2 separate regions of the Homo sapiens genome follow, and region 1 is linked to region 2. A link is an interaction called in ENCODE POLR2A ChIA-PET data of the cell type or tissue named here. Cell type or tissue: MCF 10A. All regions are shown on one strand. Each heading gives the region's core, and the rest is flanking DNA. Links, peaks and the distances in the headings are about the cores only.

The links. Peaks named below come from ENCODE experiments on the same cell type or tissue, not always from the same donor. Only the 100,000 strongest peaks of a DNase experiment are listed, where the experiment ranks them.
Region 1: POLR2A ChIA-PET joins it to region 2 with 5 read pairs; 2 of 35 experiments call an interaction of 5 or more read pairs at or near these places.

What each region holds. Positions count from the first base shown.
Region 1 is chr1:238,581,545-238,584,473 of GRCh38, forward strand. The region is part of intron 1 of LOC124904565 (a long non-coding RNA gene); the gene reads left to right. Among named protein-coding and RNA genes, the nearest start is that of LINC01139, 97 kb to the left of the region's middle. In MCF 10A, for the core only: no CTCF peak of the experiment used is centred there; a DNase peak (open chromatin) is centred at 1,487.
Region 2 is chr1:238,693,602-238,696,530 of GRCh38, forward strand. No RefSeq gene overlaps it. Among named protein-coding and RNA genes, the nearest start is that of LINC01139, 210 kb to the left of the region's middle. In MCF 10A, for the core only: no CTCF peak of the experiment used is centred there; no DNase peak of the experiment used is centred there.

The DNA of each region.
Region 1 (2,929 bases), core at 224-2,723, 110 kb before region 2:
CATTCTAGTTGCTATTGAAGTTGTTTGTCTGCCTCATTATAGTATAAACTGCCTGAGGATAAAAGAATGACTCCCTCGTTTTTTTGTTTGTTTTGTTTTTGGTTTTTTAAATTCCTACAGCTCTTTGACCACTGCTCTACACAATAAATGCTAAATTGAACCAACTTTTTTCTAAGGTAGGAATGACTCTAAAAATGTAAAAACAAAAACCTCAGATTGAATAATTTGCAAAGTTTATTTAAGCATAGTTTATTACTGAGCCCTGCCAGTCCTGCTCACTTCTTTTTAGTAAAGGTGGCCAAAAATGCAGGTCATAGGGGCTAATGTTGAGCTGGTACAGGTGGGTGTGGGGGTACCAGATGTTTATAAGTCATCTTTAACTTTGTGACCCATCAATATCCAAGTTGTGGCAGCTGATCAGCATTAGAATATCACCTCTCTAGTTTATTCCACAAAATCCAACAGGGCAATGAAGAACTGCAAACTGGAAAAGGTTAACTTCAATTGAGGGTTAGACCAGTATTTTTACATGGAACGCTTCTAAACAGATGTTACTTGGTTAGAAGACAAATAAACAAATAACATCATAAAAATGGCTTAAGTAACCATGTGTGCCTTTTTGGTCCCAAAGCCAAGGTGGCGCATGAGTCTCTGCTGTGTATTCTCCCGAATTCAAATATAGAGGCATGGAGAGAAAGCTGTGCCAGGCATTAGCAGCAATTTTATTGTGGAATGAACATGGAGGAGACATGTTTTCTGTTATGTTTCAGCATGGCACTTTACATTTCTAAAGGAAAAAAGAATTAGTAAAGTAGAAGAAATCAGTTAATGAATAATTTTAAATTTTAGCACGGAAACAGAGACACTGAGGCTAATCTGCAGTTAATTTCAGCATAAATCATGGTGAAACACACCCTGGTGAACCATATCAAAGAGGGATTGGAAGATGAAACAAAACTGTTAAAAGGTCAAAGAAGATGTGGCAGAAAGGACCTGCCCCCAATAGTTGATTATTCCACCAACTCCTTTGTGAGGACGAAATAGAGTTAATACCAGAACTATATTTTAGTACTCATAAATTCTATGTGATTGTGTATGTAAGTACCTTAATAAGACGTAAAATGAGATTATTCTAGCCTCAGTTTTAGCCTAAGCGCTGAGATAATAGTTTCTAACAGGTTTCATATTCCAGAATAAGTTTGAATGAATTTGCTAAGAAAGGTGTGGTGGACAGAATAACGGCACACCCCAAAGGTATTCACATCCTAATACCTAGAACCTGCAAATACATTATGTTACATAGCAAGAGGAATTACGATTGCAGATGGAATTAATATTTCTTATCTGCTAACTTTAAGATAGGTATATTACCCTGGATTATCCATGTGGACACAATGCAACCACAAGGATCCTTAAAAGTGGCAGCAAAAGGCAGGTGAGTCAGTGTTAAAGTAATGCAATGTGTAAAAGACTCAACCGGCCATTGCCAGCTTTGCCAATGGAAGGGGACTATGAGTCAAGGAATACGGGAAACCTCTAGAAGGTAATTTGGGAAAGGAACCATAGGAAATGAATATAGCAGTCACTAAGGATTAGTTTTGTTTCTCTGAGTTAGCCACTTACCTGAAGCCTATAACATATCTACAGCTTGTTGCAGAAGAATGTTGCAGATATCTAAAAATGGTGGTGGAAGATTAGAGGACTGTTTAGAGAGTTGCTTGTCTTCTAGCCCAACACTAGTGAGAAAGGGTTCAAAGAAACCTTTCAGGGAATATAATATGTGCCCTCTGGATTTGGGGGACAAATGAACTGTTGTAAGAATCCTCTATGAAAACAAATTAGAAAGGAATTGCTAGTACCAGAAGCTGTTTATATTAAAAGCCTGCAATTCTACCAATACATGTAGTCAAATATTCAAGAGTTCTCTAAGAACAAATATACAAGCCATGGCAGTAATGTCATCACTGGGCAGCTTTGAAAGTAATTTTCATTCAAAGCCCTTGTCAGTGGAGAAGTTACCTGAGCAATACATGATGGAGGTATACCTTTGGATGCAGAAAGCAGAGGTGCATTAGAAACCAGTCACACAGAAGCACTGCCTCCATCATGGGCATCATGTCAATGGGGCCACTGAAGAATTCATAGAAGATCCCTCAACAAAACGGGTCAATTTCAAACATATGCTACTGCCAAAGGAAATCAATGCTGGATTGCTTTGGTGCTGTTTAAGTCAGTTCTTTCCTGTCCCTTCATTTCTTCATTCTCCTTAGCTCCAACTCTAACTCTGGAGAGAATTTGTTTAATGGTACGATGCTTGTTTCCTATGTCTCTCAGTCCAAATGGTATAAAGGAGCTTCAACATACAGCTCTAATGTTTACAACAGGGTTGAAGAGAGCAGACACATAAAGCCTAGTATTTCATAAACAAACCTTGAATTTTGGTAGATGTTTTATTTAAGTGCCCCTCCCTAGCCCCATCACTTCTGCCCAGGTAATAGGGTTTTATTCACAGTATGGCTGCTTCTACTGGAACATTAGGGAGTGGGTAGGAGATAAGATCCCAGGAGGTGATGACAGAGACTAAAGAAAAGGACAAGGGGATCTAAACACAAGAAATTAGATGACCTGCCTAATGAATATTTGGGCATTCACACAAGCCTGCCTACTGTCAAACAAGAAATTATCTTCGTACTTAGAAGAAAGAGAATCAAGCATAAGGGTATCAGGCTCATTTGTCAAGGGAAGAAACAGAGTGATTGCAGATCCCAAACTATAATTTTCCCAAAGACTAACTTGATACTAAAGTAATTTAAATTTAGTTAATTAAATTTCACAGGAAAAAAAAAGGCAATAGATGTGTTCTACGTGCATGCATGCACACAAACACTGATGTCCAAGACAGTTTCTGAAGTAATGAGAGAAGTGTTGA
Region 2 (2,929 bases), core at 173-2,672:
ACAATTAAAGTGTTCAGAGATCTAATGGCAAACACAGACAGCATAGAAAAGATAAGTAATGTAAACAAGTAGAAGTGCTAAAAAAAGATTTGAAAGGAAATGTTAACAATTAAAACATAATAACAAAGTTGAAGAATGACTTTGACAGGCTCAGCAATAGACTAAAAGTCCAAGGAAAGAATCAGTGAACAGCAAGATAGTTCAACAGAAATTTCCTGAATTAAAATCCAAATAGAGGGGGTAAAAAACCCGTAGTGTCCAATAACTGAGATGATTTCAAAAGATATCACACACAGACAATAGAATTCTGTGTCAGAATGAGAAGAAAAGGAAAATGGAGTCGGAATAAAAATCAGTGGAATTAAAAAAAAAATTTGTAGTGATGACAACCAAGAACTTTTCAAATGAAGAACAGATTCCAAAGCACAGATCCCAGAAGTTCAGAGAACTAAATAAGGATAAAGTAATATCATATTCAGTAGTGAAAAACTAAAATCTTTTCCTCTAAGATCAGAAACAAGACAAGGATGTCAACTCATGTCACTTCTATTCTACATAGTACTGGAAGTCCTAGCCAGAACAATTAGGCAAGTAAAAGAAATAAAAGGCATTCGAACTGGAAATGAAAAAATAAAACTGTCTTGTTTAGAGATGACATGATCTTATCCTAAAGACTCTACACACAAAAATTATTATTACTAATAGACAATTTAATAAAGTTGCACATACAAAATCCAGATATAAAAATCAGTTGCATTTTTTAATACTAATAATGAAAAAGCTGAGAAAGACATTAAGAAAATAATCACATTTATAGTGGCATCAAAAGAAAATAAAAAGCCTAGTAATAAATTGAATGAAGGTCTTGAAGGACCTGTAGGCTAAACAGTATAAAATACTGATGAAAAATATTAAAGAGACACAAACAAATGGAAAAATACTCCATGTTCATGTTTTGGAAGACTTAATATTGTTAACTGTTCATACAACCCAGAACAATCTGCAGATTCAATACAGTTCCTACCAAAATACCAATGTTATTTTTACAGAAATAAAAAAATAAAATTTTAAAATTCATATGATGAAAAAAAGGACCCTGAATAGACAAAACAATATTGAGAAAGAAAAATATGCCTGGAGGTATCACACTTTGTTATTTAAAAATATATTACAAAGCTACAGTAATTAAAACAGGATACAGACAGATATATAGACCAATGGGATACAATAAAGAGCCTAGAAATAAATGCGCACATATAGGGTCAACTCATGTTCAGCAAGAGTGCCAAAAATACACAATGGGGGCAGGATAGTTTCTTCAACAAATGGTATCGGAAAAAACTGAATATTCACCTTCGAAAGAATCAGGTACTCTTACCTTCTGCTACACACAATAAACAATACAAAATAGACTAAAGACTTAAATACAAGGCCTGAAACTATGAAATTCCTAGAAAAAATGGGGGAAAATCTTCATGACATTGGTCTTGATAATAATTTTATAGAAATAATATAGCTTTCATAGACAAGCTAAGGCAACATAAGCCAAGACAGACAAATGGCAGTACATCAGTCTAAAAATCTGCACAGGTCTGCAAACCACATATTTAGGAAGGGGTTAATTTCCAAATGTATAAGAAACTCCTATAACTCAATATCTACAAAAAACAACCCAGTTAAAAATGGACTAAGTAGTTTAATAGACATTTCTTCAAAGAAAACCTACAAATGGCAAACAGGTACAAGAAAAGATGCTCATGTTCACTAACCCTCAGGGAAATGCAAAGCAAAACCGCAATGAAATATCACCTCACATCTCTTAGGATGGCTATTATTAATGACAACACAAAAAGAAAAAGAAAAGACAAATATTGGTGATGATGTAGAGAAATTGGGGCCCTTGTACACTGCTGTGGAGAATGCAAAATTCAGCAGTTGCAAACAACCATCTGGAGATTTTGTTTAACATTAAAGATAGAAATACCATATGATCTGGCAATCCCACTTTTGGATATTTATACAAAAATCAGGATCTTGAAGAGACATTAGCATCCCCATGTCCACTGAAGCACGCACTAGTCACAATAGCCAATAAATTGGAAAAAATCTAAATGTTCATCAGCAGATGAATGGCTGAAGAAAATGTGCTATATGTCTACAATGCAATATTATTCAGCCTTAGAAAAGAAGGAAATCTTGCAACATGCAACAACATGGATGAAGCTGGAGGATATCATGCTAAGTGAAATAAGTCAGTCACAGTAAGACAGATACTGTATGACCCCACTTATGTAAGCTATTTAAAACAATCAAACCCACAGAAGCAGAGAATGGAATGGGGGTTCCCAGGGCCTTGAAGGGGAATGAGGAATTGTTAATCTAAAGGTATAAGATTTCAATTATACAAGGTGAATAAATTCTAGAGTGGTGTACAACATTGCACCTGTAGTTAACAAACTGTATTATACACTTAAAAATCCATTAGATGGGTAAATCTCAATTATGTAATTTGAGTGATGGATACCTCAAAAGCCCTGATTTCACTGCTATGTGATCTATGCATATAACAAAATTACACTTGTACTCCATGAATGTATACAAATAAAAAAACACACCAATATTAGCAAGTAAATAAAAATTTTACCATGTGAATACTGAAGGTAAACATGAGCGAATTCCATTATAATCTGGTAGTGGATACTTTTTATGACAATGAAATAAAAATCTAGGACAATAGGGTAAACATTTATAGATAAATCTTAAGAATTAAGAGTTTGCATAGTGGTAAGTGAAATAAAGGGCAAATGATAAACTGGGGAAAGTGATTTTGAAACTTGTCATAGAAAAGGGCTAACGTATCTAACAGAGAGAAATTCTGATAGTTATTAAGCTATCATCTCTTTACTCCAAATCTATTTATAGTGTTCTT